2 separate regions of the Homo sapiens genome follow, and region 2 is linked to region 1. A link is a loop called in an ENCODE intact Hi-C map of the cell type or tissue named here. Cell type or tissue: mammary epithelial cell. All regions are shown on one strand. Each heading gives the region's core, and the rest is flanking DNA. Links, peaks and the distances in the headings are about the cores only.

The links. Hi-C counts contacts between places; a loop is a spot of excess contacts. Peaks named below come from ENCODE experiments on the same cell type or tissue, not always from the same donor. Only the 100,000 strongest peaks of a DNase experiment are listed, where the experiment ranks them.
Region 2: a loop joins it to region 1, with 26 times the contacts of the local background. A loop is called at or near these places in 4 of 110 quality-filtered maps.

Annotation. Positions count from the first base shown.
Region 1 is chr10:50,759,970-50,768,316 of GRCh38, reverse strand. No RefSeq gene overlaps it. Among named protein-coding and RNA genes, the nearest start is that of ASAH2B, 24 kb to the right of the region's middle. In mammary epithelial cell, for the core only: no CTCF peak of the experiment used is centred there; no DNase peak of the experiment used is centred there.
Region 2 is chr10:50,165,082-50,173,428 of GRCh38, reverse strand. No RefSeq gene overlaps it. Among named protein-coding and RNA genes, the nearest start is that of ASAH2, 82 kb to the left of the region's middle. In mammary epithelial cell, for the core only: no CTCF peak of the experiment used is centred there; a DNase peak (open chromatin) is centred at 3,678.

The DNA of each region.
Region 1 (8,347 bases), core at 74-8,073:
ATGTTGGTACCTTCTGAAGTCGGACAATGGGGTAGGTGGAGTATCATCAGACTATTCCCTCTAGCTGCTTGTATGTTTCAAAATTTCCATGATAAAAGGATTTTTTAAGGTCTCAGAATACTCAATGACAGTCTAAGGTTGGAATCACAGTGGAATTCTCACGATGCGCCTCCCATGGTAGAGGCACAGGAAGAGTAATATGTATGGAAGGGGATCCTCAGGTTCCCCTTGGCAGGCTTCATATTCCCCAGCAAGGAGGAAACATGGTATTTCCACAGGACCCCACTACATTTTCTGCTAAAAGGTGGACACTGTTTAAAGAAAATAAAAAGCCCCCCAAAGATTGGAAGATCTCTCTTCAATACGGTCTGTAAAGCATTCTCTATTCATAAACGCATTTCCTGAAATAGAACATATTCACATATTTAAATGTAAAGTGAATCACTTACAGAAAACACTGTTATTACTTTCTGCAATGCCTTTCTACAATCTGAATACAACTGTCTTCTGCCTTAATTTAAAACTAGGCCTACCATTTTTTTTTTTATTTTTTGAGACGGAGTCTCTCTCTTTCGCCCAGGCCTGACTGCAGTGGCACTATCTCCGCTCACTGCAAGCTCCGCCTCCTGGGTTCACGCCATTCTCCTGCCTCAGCCTCCTGAGTAGCTGGGACTACAGGCGCCCGCCACCGCGCCCGGCTAATTTTTTTGTAGTTTTAGTAGAGACGGGGTTTCACCGTGTTAGCCAGGATGGTCTCGATCTCCTGACCTCATGATCCACCCGCCTCGGCCTCCCAAAGTGCTGGGATTACAGGCGTGAACCACCGCGCCTGGCCTAGGCCTACCATATTTTTAAAAGTACAGCACAATTCCTTTCTGGTTTTGCCTCCATGTAAACAGAAAGAAGGACTATACACTGACATTTCCCCTATTTGCTGCAGAGCTTATAGTACTTGCATAATAAATTAGAGAGGAAAAAGACCAACTCAGTTCAACTGCAACTGAGAAGAAACATGCATAATGATACTTATCCTGATTCTGTCAACTTGTAAATATGTATAATAGATATTCACACTTACCCACAACCCATAAAAGATGAATTTCCAAAATTGCAGAATATTTATTCTCTGTAAAATTTTAGTTAGAGCTGCATCCCAGATGACTCATTTGGCATTTAATCGTATGTAAATTAGTTTTGGAATTTACTACAGTCTTTGATAATGATAGATGACATTCACAGGCAACCAATGATAGACAAGATCACTTGCCATAAAATGACTATGTTATCCAGGAAAGTAAAGAAGAGACATAATTACTGGCCCTCTAAACTGGAAGGCACCCAAGAATCTCTTTTAGTAGGTGACTAAAGGGGAAGACATTTATCTATTGACCAGTGTATTTATTTCCAAAGCCTGCCATAGCAAAGTAACACAGATGGGGTGGCCTAAACAACAGAATTGTCTCATGATTCTGGAGGCTAGAAGTTCGAGACCAAAGTGTCAACAGTGCTGGTTCCTTCTGAGGGCTATAAAAAAGAATCTGTTCCATGTCAGCCTCCTAGTTTCTGGTGATTGCTGGCAATCTTTGGCAATCATTTGCTTGTAGAGGCATCACTTTGATCTCTGCCTTCCTGTTCACATTTCATTCTTCCTGTATGTGTCTCTCCATGTGACATTCTTTTTTATAAAAACAACAGTCATACTGGATTACGGACCCACTTTACTCCAGTATGATGTCATCTTAATTAATCACATCTGCAATGATTTTATTTCCAAATAAGGTTGCATTCTGAGATACTGAGGGTTAGGTCTTCAACATATCATTTTGGGGATACACATTTCAACCCATAACAACTCAGAGAGTCAAAAAAACAAAGAGGCCACCATACCATTTTCCACAGGTCAACTAGTAAAGACCTGCTTTCTGATTGTATACAAATATGTTGACATTTGTCCTAACCACAGTAGAAAAAGTATATAAATGGTAGCCTTCATAGGGCTGTAACAGGTATGTTATTTAGAATCCATGTTCCAGATGCTTTAACAATGAGATGATACAGTGAAAAATGAGATAGAAGTTTATTTTCCTTTCAGTTAATCATCTGAGAATAAGCACTTTAGGGATGATTTAACAGCACTGAACTATTAAGGACCCTGGGATCCTTTATATTATTGCCATCTTCAACATGAAGTTTCCATCTCTGGGCTTTTGCCATCATGTTTGCCACACACCTATTAAGAAGGAAATTAGGGCAAGGGAGTTGTATTTGTCCATTCTTGCATTGCTATAAAGAAATACCTGGGCAGGGTGTGGTGGCTCACACCTGTAATCCCAACACTTTGGGAGGCCCAGGAGGGTGGATCATCTGATGTCAGGAGGTTGAGGCCAGCCTGACCAATATGGTAAAACCCCGTCTCTACTAAAAAAAAATACAAAAATTAGCCAGGCATGGTGGCATGTGCCTGTAGCTCCAGCTACTTGGGAGGCTGAGATAGAAGAATTGCTTGAACCTGGGAGGCAGAGGTTGCAGTGAGCCAAGATCATGCCATTACATTCCAGCCTGGGCAACAAGAGCAAAATTCCATCTCATAAATAAATAAATAAATACCTGAGACTGGGTAACTTAAAAAGAAAAGAAGTCTAATTGGCTCTCAGTTCTGCAGGCTGTACAGAAAGCATCGTGCTACATCTGCTTGCTTGACTTCTGGGGAGGCCTCCAATAACTTACAACCATGGCTGAAGGCAAAGGGGAGCAAGATATCTCACATGATGGGAGCAGGAGCAAGAGAGAGCGTGAGTGGGGAGGTGCTAGACACTTTTAAACAACCATATCTCTCCAGAATTCACTCACTATCATGAGAACAGTGCCTAGAGAATGGTGCTAAACCATTCATGAGAAACTGCCCCCATGATCCAATCACCTCCCACCAGGCCCCACCTCCAACATTGGGGATTACAATTCATCATGAGATTTGGTGGGGACACAGATCCAAATCATATCAGCAGTGTATGCCCATTACTTTTGAGAGTACAAGAGGAAAGTAGAACACATCACTTCTCTCATCTCATCGAACAGAACTTAGCTATACGGCTACAACCGGCTTCTAGAGGTAGCCCTGGGCTATACCAAGGCTGGGAAATACAGTCCTAACCCATGACCAGTTAAAACTATCACTGTGGAAGAATGGGAGAGCAGATTGTGGTGTGGAGTCTAATGGTCTCTTTCACAGCCAGTCAACCTAATAAAACTCCGCAACTCCTTATAATCCCCTTCCACTCTTATGAAATTGCTGTTAAGTTTCAAAGGCTTAATTCAGTCCTTATCCCTTGAAGCTTCTCTACAATGTTTGATATAATTGACCTGCTTGGAGTTCTTTCTTCCTGATATAGTTTGGCTTTGTGTCCCCAGCCAAATCTCACCTTGTAACCCCCATAAATCCCACGTGTTGTGGGAGGGACCCAGTGAAAGATAATTGAATCATTGGGTCCAGTCTTTCCCACGCTGTTCTCATGTTAGTGAATAAGTCTCACAAGATCTGAGGGTTTTAAAAATGGGAGTTTCCCTGCACACCCTCTCTCTCTTTGCCTGCTGCCATCCACATAAGATGTGATTTGCTCCTCCCTGCCTTCTGCCATGATTATGAGGCTTCCCCAGCCACGTGGAACTGTAAGTCCATTAAACCTCTTTCTTTTGTAAATTGCCCAGTCTTGGGTATGTCTTTATCAGCATCGTGAAAACAGACTAATACACTGCCCCTTCTCTTCTAATTGTTTCTTCTTAATAATATTACTTTCTGGCCCTGCTTCTGTTCATCTTCCTTAAAGTAAGTGGTTCCAAAAGGCCTGTCATCCAAATCTCTTTTCTCTTTCTTATATGCCCTCCCTTTTGCAAAGTCATCAACTTCCTTGATTTCAACCATCAGTTTGAAGTTTGATGCTTCCCATATATCTGATCTGTTGCCCTACTTTCTCTCCAGTGTCTCTACTCCACATTTCCCACTATGTGCTGGACTTTGCTATATCTTGTCAAAGTCTCAGACATCCAAAACTAGATTTACCATCATCTCTCTGAAATCTGTTTCCTTTTACCTTGGCTCTTGTTTATAGCATTACTATAACCCAAATGTTTTAGAGTTTGGGTGGTTGTAACTGTCTTCTCCCTACCTTATCCAGTCAATGAGTATATTGTGTCCATTGTAACTCTGGAGTTTTATACACCCACACCTTTCTGACCTGTTCCTAAAGCCATTGTTCTTGTTCTTGTTCTGACTTCATTACCTCTTAGTCTAGACCATTCTACTAATTTCTCTCCTCATTCTAACTCTTCCTATACTAATATCAGGGATGCCAAAGCACAACTTTGAAAAAGATCAGGGAAAGCATAGTCATTGTGGCTGACCATGATTCCAGTCTCAATGGTAGAACTTTTTAGTTCCTACAATTTTCCAGATACTTACATGCGATATCTCATATAATACTCAGTAACATCTAACTAAATTAACAGCTAAGTAAATTAAGTGCATACATACACCAGGCACTGTGCCAAGAACTGTACCTTATTTTAATCTCACAACCTAAAAAGGTAAGTACTATTATTGTTCTCTTTTTGTATACTAAGCAACTGAGAGGAAGAAACAAAGGCTTTACAAAACTGAGTAATTTACTCACGGTCTAATATTGGTTAAATGGTGAAACTAGGATTTGAACCACTTAGTTTCCAAAATACCCTCTCATAAACATTAACTTAACCTCATAGCAATTATAGAAGGTCATTATTACTATTATTATTTCATAAACAAAGGAAATTAAGTAATCTTAAATTGACCAGACTTCAAAGCACAAGTTCTTTCTTTTCTTTTTCTTTTTTGTTATTGTACTTTAAGTTCTAAGATACATGTGCACAATGTGCAGGTTTATTACATATGTACACATGTGCCATGTTTGTGTGCTGTACCCATTAACTCCTCATTTACATTGGGATATCTCCTAATGCTTTCCCTCCCCCCTCTCCCCACCCCACAAAAGGCCAAGGTGTGTGATGTTCCCCTTCCTGTGTCCAAGTGTTCTCATTGTTCAATTCCCACCTATGAGTGAGAATATGTGGTGTCTGGTTTTTTGTTCTTGCAATAGTTTGCTGAGAATGATGGTTTCCAGTTTCATCCATGTACCTACAAAGGACATGAACTCATCATTTTTTATGGCTGCATAGTATTCCATGGTGTATATGTGCCACATTTTCTTAATCCAGTCTATCATCGATGGACATTTGGGTTGGTTCCAAGTCTCTGCTATTGTGAATAGTGCTGCAATAAACACATGTGTGCATGTGCCTTTACAGCAGCATGATTTATAATCCTTTGGGTATATACCCAGTAATGGCATGGCTGGGTCAAATGGTATTTCTACTTCTAGATCCTTGAGGAGTCTCCACACTGTCTTCCACAATGGTTGAATTAGTTTACAGTCCCACCAACACTGTAAGAGTGTTCCTATTTCTCCACATCCTCTCCAGCACCTGTTGTTTCCTGACTTTTTAATGATCTCCATTCTAACTGGTGTGAGATGGTATCTCATTGTGGTTTTGATTTGCATTTCTCTGATGGTCAGTGATGACAAGCATTTTTTCATGTGTCTTTTGGCTGCATAAATGTCTTCTTTTGAGAAGTGTCTGTTCATATCCTTCACCCACTTTTGATGGGGTTGTTTTTTTCTTGTAAATTTGTTTGAGTTCATTGTAGATTCTGGATATTAGCCTTTGTCACATGAGTAGATTGCAAAAATTTTCTCCCATTCTGTAGGTCGCCTGTTCACTCTGATGGTAGTTTCTTTTGCTGTGCAGAAGCTCTTTAGTTTAATTGGATCCCATCTGTCAATTTTGGCTTTTGTTGCCATTGCTTTTGGTGTTTTAGACATGAAATCCTTGCCCACGCCTATATCCTGAATGGTATTTCCTAGGTTTTCTTCTAGGGTTTTAATGATTTTAGGTCTTACATTTAAGTCTTTAATCCATCTTCAATTAATTTTTGTATAAGGTGTAAGGAAGGGATCCAGTTTCAACTTTCTCCATATAGCTAGCCTGTTTTCCCAGCACCATTTATTAAATAGGGAATCCTTTCCCCATTGCTTGTTTTTGTCAGGTTTGTCAAAGATCAGATGGTTGTAGATGTGTGGTATTATTTCTGAGGGCTCTGTTCTGTTCCATTGGTCTATATCTCTGTTTTGGTACCAGTACCATGCTGTTTTGGTTACTGTAGCTTTGTAGTATAGTTTGAAGTCAGGTAGTGTGATGCCTCCAGGTTTGTTCTTTTGGCTTAGGATTGTCCTCACAATGTGGGCTCTTTTTTGGTTCCATATGAACTTTAAAGTAGTTTTTTCCAATTCTGTGAAGAAAGTCATTGGTAGCTTGATGGGGATGACATTGAATCTATAAATTACCTTGGGCAGTATGGCCATTTTCATGATATTGATTCTTCCTACCCATGAGCATGGAATGTTCTTCCATTTGTTTGTATCCTCTTTTATTTCATTGAGCAGTGGTTTGTAGTTCCCCTTGAAGAGGTCCTTCGCGTCCCTTGTAAGTTTGATTCCTAGGTAATTTATTCTCTTTGAAGCAATTGTGAATGGGAGTTCACTCCTGATTTGGCTCTCTGTCTGTTATTGGTGTATAAGAATGCTTGTGATTTTTGCACATTGATTTTGTATCCTGAGACTTTGCTGAAGTTGCCTATCAGCTTAAGGAGATTTTGAGTCGAGATGATGGGGCTTCTAGATATACAATCATGTCAACTGCAAACAGGGACAATTTGACTTCCTCTTTTCCTAATTGAATACCCTTTATTTCCTTCTCCTGCCTGATTGCCCTGGCCAGAACTTCCAACTCTATGTTGAACAGGTGTGGTGAGAGAGGGCATCCCTGTTTTGTGCCAGTTTTCAAAGGGAATGTTTCCAGTCTTTGCCCATTCAGTATAGGCTGTGGGTTTATCATAAATAGCTCTTATGATTTTGAGATATGTCCCATCAATACATAATTTATTGAGAGTTTTTAGCATGAAGGGCTGTTGAATTTTGTCAAAGGCCTTTTCTGCATCTATTGAGATAATCATGTGGTTTTTGTCTTTGGTTCTGTTTATATGCTGGATTACGTTTATTGATTTGCATATGTTGAACCAGCCTTGCATCCCAGGGATGAAGCCCACTTGATCATGGTGGATAAGCTTTTTGATGTGCTGCTGGATTCGGTTTGCTAGTATTTTATTGAGGATTTTTGCATCGATGTTCATCAAGGATATTGGTCAAAAATTCTCCTTTTTTGTTGTGTCTCTGCCAGGCTTTGGTATCAGGATGATGCTGGCCTCATCAAATGAGTTAGGGAGGATTCCCTCTTTTTCTATTTATTGGAATAGTTTCAGAAGGAATAGTACCAGCTCCTCCTTGTACCTCTGGTAGAACTCTGCTGTGAATCCATCTTGTCCTGGACTTTTTTTGGTTGGTAAGCTATTAATTTTTGCCTCAATTTCAGAGCCTGTTATTGGTCTATTCAGGGATTCAACTTCTTCCAGGTTTAGTCTTGGGAGAGTGTATGTGTCCAGGAATTTATCCATTTCTTCTAGATTTTCTAGTTTATTTGCGTAGAGGTGTTTATAGTATTCTCTGATGGTAGTTTGTACTTCTTTGGGATTGGTGGTGATATCCCCTTTATCATTTTTTTATTGCATCTAGTTGATTCTTCTCTCTTTTCTTCTTTATTAGTCTTGCTAGCGATCTATCAATTTTGTTGATCTTTTCAGAAAACCAGCTCCTGGATTCATTGATTTTTTGAAGGGTTTTTTGTGTCTCTATTTCCTTCAGCTCTGCTCTGATCTTATTTATTTCTTGCCTTCTGCTAGCTTTTGAATGTGTTTGCTCTTGCTTCTCTAGTTCTTTTAATTGTGATGTCAGTGTGTCAATTTTAGATCTTTCCTGCTTTCTCTTGTGGGCATTTAGTGCTATAAATTTCAAAACCGCTCAACTACATGGAAACTGAACAACCCGCTCCTGAATGACTACTGGGTACATAACAAAATGAAGGCAGAAATAAAGACATTCTTTGAAACCAATGAGAACAAAGACACAACATACCAGAATCTCTGGGACACATTTAAAGCAGTGTGTAGAGTTCTTTCTTTTCTTTATACAACTTCCTATTTATGTTCCTCGGTTATAAATGAAGTTCCAGTCCCTGTGAGATTTCTTGCATTCGTGGATTATTGACATTAAGAGAAACTGAGAAGAGACAGGCAACAAGTCAGCACAATACAGTCCACAGTGTAGGAAAGCCTTCCAGAGGTTGTATTCTCCTCATGATAGTG
Region 2 (8,347 bases), core at 99-8,098, 590 kb after region 1:
AGAGTGCAGACAAGTTCCATACATAGCATTTGGTTTGTCTCTTATGTCACTCTTAATATATAACATTTCTCATGATCTCTTCCTTCATGCCTTTTTTTGTTAAGGAAATCCTGTTATTTATCCAGTAGATTTTCCCATTGCTTCTTCTGACCAATTGTTTATTCATGGTGTATTTTAACTTCTTCTATCCTTGCTGTTTCCTTTACATATTAGCTAGATCTAACAGTTTGATTAAATTCAGGTCAATTTTTTTTCTTTTGGCAAGAATACTCAACCAGTTCTGCCATCGCACACAGGAACAGAAGACAGCAAGAAAAATTCACTTTGACCCCTTATGATTTCATCTCCAATCAGACCAGTCAGCACTCCCCAATTCTCAAGCCCCTACCCACCAAATAATCTTTAAAAACTCTGATTCCTGAATGCTCAGGGAGACTGATTTGAGTCATAATAAAACTCTGGTCTCCTGCACAACTGGTTCTGCATGAATTACTTTTTCTCCACTGCAACTCCCATATCTTGATAAATCTGCTCTGTCTAGGCAGCGGGCAAGGTGAACCCACTGGGCAGTTACAATAATAGTCTTCAATGATCTTTTGTACTTCTATGGTGTCGGTTGTAATGTCTCCAGTTTCATTTCTAATTGAGTTTATCTGGATCTTCTCTCTTCTTCTCTGGGTTAATCTAGCCAATGGTTATTAATTTTGTTTGTTTTTTCAAAGAATCAACTTTTTGTTGTACTGATCTTTTTGTTTGTTTGAATTTCATTTAGTTCTGTTCTGATCTTTGTTATTTCTTTTCTTCTTCTGGCTTTAAGTTTAGTTTGTTCTTGTTTTTCCAGCTCCTTGAGGTGTGACATTCGGTTGTCAATTTGTGCTCTTTCAAACTTTTTGATGAAGGCATTTAGTGCTATCAGCTTTCCTGTTAGCACACTTTTGTTATATCCCAGAGGGTTTGATAGCTTGTGTCATTATTATCCTTCAATTCAAAGAATGTTTAATTCCTATCTTTATTTCACTGTTAACCCAGATATCATTCAGTAGCAGATTATTTAATTTCCATGTATTTGTAGTCTTGAAGGTTTCTTTTGGAATTGATTTCTAATTTTATTCCACTGTGGTCTGAAAAGATACTTGATATGATTTCAATTTTAAAAAAAACTGATTGAGACTTGTTTTGTGAGCTATCATATGGTCTATCTTGAAGAATGTTTCATGTGCTAATGAGAAAAATTTATATTTTGCAGATCTTAGGTAGAATGTTTTGTAAATGTCTGTTAAGTCCATTTGTTCTAGCATGCCATTTAAGTGTGTTGTTTCTCTGTTGACCTTATGTCTCAAAGATCTGTCTAGTGCTATGTCTATCACTACTATTATTTTGCTATCTATCTCATTTCTTATGTGTAGTAGTATTTGTTTTGTGAATCTGGGAGATCCAGTGTTTGGTGCATATAAATTTAGGATTATAATATCTTCTTGTTGAATTGATTATCAATTCATTTGATCATTGTATAGTGACCATCTTTATATATATATATTTTACTGTTGTTGCTTTGAAGTCTGTTGTGTTTGATATAAGAATAGCTACTCTGGATGGGGGCAGTGTATCACACCTGTAATCCCAGCACTTTGGGAGGCTGAGGCGGGTAGATCACGAGGTCAGGAGCTCCATCCTGGCCAACATGACACGCCTGTAGTCCCAGCTACTTGGGAGGCTGAGGCAGGAGAATTGCTTGAACCCGTGAGGCAGAGGTTGCAGTGAGCCAAGATCATGCCACTGCACTCCAGCCTGGCAACAGAGCAAGAATGTGTCTACAAAAAAAAAAAAAAAAAAAAAAAGAATAGCTACTTGTGCTCACTTTTGGTTTTCATTTGCATAGAATACCTTTTTCCACCCTTTTTCCTTGAGTTTATATGAATCCTTCTGTGTTAAGTGAGTCTCTTGAAGATAGCAGATATTTGGATTGTAATTTTTTTTTAATCCATTCTGCTATTCTGTATCTTCTAAGTGGAGTGTTTAGGCCATTGACATTCAATGTTAATATTGAGATGTGAACTACTGTTCTCTTCATCATGTTGTTACCTAGATAGCTTAACTCATGTCTTAGCATTTCTTGTAGTGCTGGTTTGGTAGTGACAAATTTTCTCAGCATTTGTTTTTTGGAAAATGACCATTTCTCCTTCATTTATGAAACTTAGTTTTGTGGGATACAAAATTCTTGGCTGACAGTTTTTTCTGTTTAAGGAGGTTGAAGCTGGGACCCCAATCCTTTCTGGCTTGTAAGGTTGCTGCCGAGAAGTTTGCTGTTAGTCTGATAGGTTTTCTTCTATAGGTTACCTGCTGCTCTTATAATTCTTTCTTTCATATTGACTTTAGATAGACTGATGACTATTTGCCTTTAGATAGCCTGAAGATCTTTTTGCACGGAATTTCCCAGGAATTCTCTGCGATTCTTGGATTTGGATATCTAGCTCTCTAGCCAGGCCAGGGAAGTTTTCCTCAATTATTCTCTCACATAAGTTTTCCACACTTACTATCTTCTCTTCTCCTTCAGGAAGACCAACTATTCTTAGGTTTTGCCATTTCACATAATCCCATATATCTTGGAGACTGTTCATTTTTTTTTCATTCTTTTTTCTTTATTTTTGTTTGATTGGGTTAATTCAAAAGCCTTGTCTCTGAGCTCTGAAATTATTTCTTCTACTTGTAGGATGTTCATTTAAAGTAAGGTCACCTGTGATGGTGGGTATATTAGTCTGTTCTCACACTGCTAAAGAGAACTACCTGAGACTGGGTAATTTATGAAGAAAAGAGGTTTAATTGACTCAGAGTTCTGCAGGCTGTACAGGAAGCATGACTGGAAGGCCTCAGGAAACTTAACAATCATGGCGGAAGGTGAAGCGGAAGCAAGCACTGTCTTCACAGGGTGGCAGGAGAGAGAGAAAGAGAGAAGGGGGAATTACCACACACATTTAAATCATCGAACTTGTGAGAACTCACTGTCACAAGAACAGCAAGAAGAAAATTCATCCCCATGATCCAGTCACTTTCCACCAGGCCCGTCCTCCAGTTTGACATGAGATTTGGGTGGGGACAAAATCTAAACTATATCAGTGGGCTAGATCTATGGACAAGTTAGGTAGTTATAGAGGTAAGAAAATTGGAGTGAAATAGGTTCCTGGAAAACCTGAATGCTCAGTCAGCTGTCCTTGATAATTTGTGTTGCTAGATCCAAACAGAGAGCACAAGGCTGGGCAAGAAACACAGGGGCTTTGGACCCTAAGCCCTGGGGACAAGGACTGGACCCTCTGTGAACTTTGGGACGTTTGGTGCATCTTTGTCCTTAAGTCTACATCAATGTTCCTTAAACTTGAGTGATAAATGAACTGGAGTTAAAAGGAAAAACAATCCTCATGGATCCCATATTTTCTTATAAATTCTTATTAAAATATTAGTTAAGTATGTAGAAAAAATTAAGAATAAATCATTTTATTTATCAATCTTCCACAACTATAAAAATAAGTAAAGAACACTGAATACATGAACAACTATGAACCAGTAAGAATCAAATAATAATTATTAAATGTGGTTCATGAAGCTCTATTAGAGAAATTAAATCACTTGTAATGTGACTATGTTCCTGACCTCTCTTGTATGAGTCCTTTTGAGGCCACTATGCTATAGTGAGTTTGATGACTCACTTCTAGTCACCACTCTTCTCTGTTTGTTCTATCATGAAGTTCATATTTGAGCAGATGCCAAGGCATCAGTTGATCATCACGTGGCACAAGGCATCAATTACATTTAAGCCCATCTCACTTCTTTCTTCAGTAAACTGTGATAGTTTAAGGAATAGCATAGTGTAGTGATTACAAAGGTGGGCCTAGGAGTTACACACTTTGGGTTTGAGTCCTATCCTTATCACCTATCAGCTGTGCATCCTTAGGCCCAGCTAATAAGTGTTCTATGCTTTTTCTTCAACTCTAATGTAATACTTTATCTAACCTTGTGAGGATTAATGAGATATGCATGTTAAACCCTTAGCATCCCTAGCACATAAGAAGTACTCAATATAGTTCCTAGTGTGCTTATTATGGAGCAAGTTCACTGTGCACTTGTTACCAACTTGTTTGCAGCTGGTGAGACAGAACACACTCATATGCAACAAGTTAAATGAAGTAGATTTACTACCTACAAACAGGCAGAAAGTGATAAAAGAAGCCTAGAGCCCGGGTGTGGTGGCTCACACCTGTAATCCCAGCACTTTGGGAGGCTGAGGCAGGTGGATCACGAGGTCAGGAGATCGAGACCATCCTGGCTAACATGGTGAAAACCCATGTCTACTAAAAATACAAAAAATTAGCTGGGCGTGGTGGAGGGCGCCTGTAGTCCCAGCTACTCGGGAGGCTGAGGCAGGAGAATGGCGTGAACCCGGGAGGTGGAGCTTGCAGTGAGCCGAGATCGTGCCTCTGCACTCCAGCCTGGGCAACAGAGCAAGACTCTGTCTAGGATACATTGTGAGACAGTCCCCCAAAGTTCAAGAAACCTTCCTGGGGCAGATGGTACCTCAACTCCACGTGTCCCACTTGTGCTACAGCTGAAGGACCCAGAGAGGCAGCCTCTTCTGGATTATATACCTCAGGGGCAATGTGGCTCACTAAGCAAAACTTCAAAGAGCATCCTGCTTCCAGGGGAGAGAGGAACAAAGCCTAAGCTGTACTAGGCAGTTCTTGCCTAACTCAAAATGTTACATTCCCTAGGAGGGACAGGAATAAGGCCTGGGCTATTCCATGCAATTCCTCCCTTCCTCAGGATATTGCACTTTCAGCACATTCTAGTTACTCTTAAGAACTACAAATAAGAAGGTGAGAACTTGGTCAGTCCAAGGCCACCTGGAGAACAGTCCTGCACTTATATAAATATTTTGACTTTGCTTGGAATCAAAATACAACATTATAAATTTCTTATAGATAACCATTGAACTCCTAGAAAGACCTAAGTTTGAGAAACATGAATGTACACTAAAACCAGAAGAAGCAGCCTCCTTGAACCCTTTTGCTGTTCACAACCTAATATGAGCCCTCTAGATTGTGGCTTTTAATCTTTCAAGCTTCATGATTTATTTGTAATAGTTGAATTTTTGGTAATACATTTTAAGAGATTAAAAGGTAACCACTGATATAAAGAACAAGTTTCAAGATGGAAAAAGATCCTTATATTAGTTCTAGAACATGGGGCTGGACAACACCGTATACCTCAGTAAATACGTGCAATTCATTTTTACTACTAGAGAGGGAACACACTATTATAATGGCACCTGTCAGAACAGTGAGCCAAGAAAAAAATTGTGTGACATGTTGTAGAGGGGTAAAGAGCACTCAATCTTCTGTAGGTAAGAGGCATTGACAACATTCAACTGATGCCAGAGAAATGTCACAAGTTTAGTGGAACATGGAAGGACTTAGCCTTGGGGTTACATAAGTACATGGTCAGCGCAGTAAGCCATTCTACACAAATGGTGACAGAATGCTAAATGGTGATCATTTTAAGAATCTGAGAACTACATGCATCTTTAGTAAGAGTGCAAATAAATTGTGCACATTGACCAAAATTTGGCAGAGAGCTCAGCACACAGCAGCATGCTGGGGCCCATAATTTGAGGATCACTCCTGCCCTAGCTCCATGGTTCTCAACCTTGGCTGCATGTTACAGATATCTGAGGAACTTTAAAAAATGTACTAATGTTTGAGCCCACTCCAGACATTCTCAATTGATTGGTATGATGAGTGACTGAGGGTCAGGCTTTTTAAAGTTTTCCCAGGGCTTCTAATGGGCAGTCAGGGTTGAGAAAGACCATTGCAGATATTACTACTATACTGATAAGAAGAATAAAGGAGTGCTGAACTCAAGGAAGTTTGTGCCAAAGAAGACAAAGGGCATTTTCCTCCAATTAACCTTATTTATACTTCTTCCAATAAAACCGTATCTCTTAGTAATGGGGATAGTTTTTTCTTATCCTTGTATTATGTAAATTCTTCTCTGAAGATAGGAGAGGAATCTCCACTCTCTCTGAAAGATAGAGTGGTCCACTAATAAACTTCTGATCAACTCTAGAAGAATATTCAAGAGAGCACATATTGGCTGAACTCCTCTTAGGAACAAGGCATTGGCAAGTGTAATGAGTGGGAAAGAGGCCATATAAATATAATCCTGGGGAGAGGGACTTATTCATTACAGAATGTTTTTTATTTATGAAAATTGCAAAATAACCTAAATGTTCCTCAACAGGGAATGGTGTTCTACACAATGGAACACTGTAGTTAACATATATGAACTGGAGCTACAGCTCTCAAAATAATTATCAACATGTGAAGCAAAAAGGTAAGTGGCAGAAGCATATGTACTACATGTTAATAAAGTGCTCTTTAGATAAAGTTTGAAAACATGCATGATAATAGTGTATACTGTTTTGGAACATAAAATGGAATAAATGAGAAAATGTGTGTGAAACCACTTATACCAAATTTGGGATGGAGGTAACTTCTGGGCCATGTAAGCTCCAGGAAAGTAGGGGCTTTCTTTCATTTACTGATGTGCATCCAATCCTAGAATAGGGCTTAGCACTTAGTAATGACTGATAAATATTTGCTAGCTAAAGCAATAAATAAATGGAATCAGGGATGGATTTGCAAGGCCTTTAATTGTCAACATGACTTTTATTAAAAAAATACCACGGAGTTTGGCAAAATGCAAACATTTGACAGAACTTGATGAGTACGTGGGTGTCCATTAGATTATTATTTTGACCTTTTGTATTGGCTTGAAATATTTCACTGACATTAAAAAAAGGGGGTAGATGCAGAACAGACAAGAATTAGTATGATTGGTGGAAACAGGGTAAAGGAAAGGGGGGATTTCAAAATGACAGATTTCAAATCTGAGTTGACTGGAGAATAGCAGTGCCTTTAAGAGTTTCAACTGCTAGAAGAAAATCAGGAATGAGACTGAGGGAGGCAATACCACTTTTGGATGCATGATATTTAAAATTATGACTGAACCTCATCTAGAAATGCCCCCAAACCCACTGAAAATGCTCATTCTGACATCATCAGTAGTTTTCGGGGAAAAAAAGTCACAGGATATAGTTTAAGAGCTTCTCCCTGTTTTTTTCCCCAAAACATGTTTAGACCACAAAATCAGAAGCTGAAAAAGCTGTCCCTGGAAATGCAATATTAATGAAGGGACCTGCCATTTGACTCATAGTTGATACCTGATTGCCTTATAAAAACACAATGGATAAAAATTCTTTGCAACTGAAGGTGGACAGCCCTGAAGGAGGAGCAACTGGAGGGCTATGCCCTTCTGGGTCCATGGAGCAGGATTATCTTGGGCCAGCGCAAAATTGGCCTGCACAAATAGTACAGGACGCCATCAACTGTTTTTGGGTTTAATTTCTGCCTGTTCTTCCCCTCCCCATCTCCAAATGATGAGTGGGGCCACCAGAGTCCAGACAAACCTTTTGTACTCGGCTATCTGAACTTGGTCCTCAGGGGCTGTACTTCAGCAGTCTGACTCTTAGCAGTAGGGCATTAAGTCAGGGTGGAATATAAACTCTTCTGCGAGAGTCAAGAGTCCTGAATTCTTGTCCTTGTTCTGTCAAAAATCATCTGATAAGCTTGGATACATTTCTTAACAACTTTGAGTATTATTAAGGATTTGCTCTTGAAAAAACTCTGAACTCTCCGGCAGGTATTAGAAATAGATTGCATCGTTGTGCCTTTGTTGTGGGATTTATAGTAGTTGCTTGGAAAAGTGTATTGAAAACAATTGAGAAATGTTGTTTGGCTCCAGTGGAAAAGTGGCTGTGATTGATCAGCACTGTCTGGTCACGGGCCTGGGGTGGTGATTAGCACTGTCTGATATGGGCCGGGTCTGCATCGGTGGTCAAATGATAGTCCTGTGTTTGGCCTTCTTGAGCTAGGGAATTCTATAAATGCCAATTTTCAAGGGGTTAGGAGGCACAGGGAGAGTTTCCAGTAGGGGCAGAAAATCATTACTTACACTACTTTACCCCATCCCACTCCCACAAAATACACAAGTTCCCCTCTTGGCAGATGAACAACATCGAAACTAGAGAGGGTTAACAAAACAAAACAAATCAGTATTCACCCAAGGATGAATCCACAGCAACTCTATGGGATTTTCTCTATGTTCAATCTGCAGTGCCATCTACTGAATCGGACAGGAAATAATGCAAAGACTGTAAAGGTAGGCCAGATGACAATGAAGGAAAATGTTTTGCTTGTTATTTAAGGCCATATATTTTAATCTCATAATTTGCCTGAAC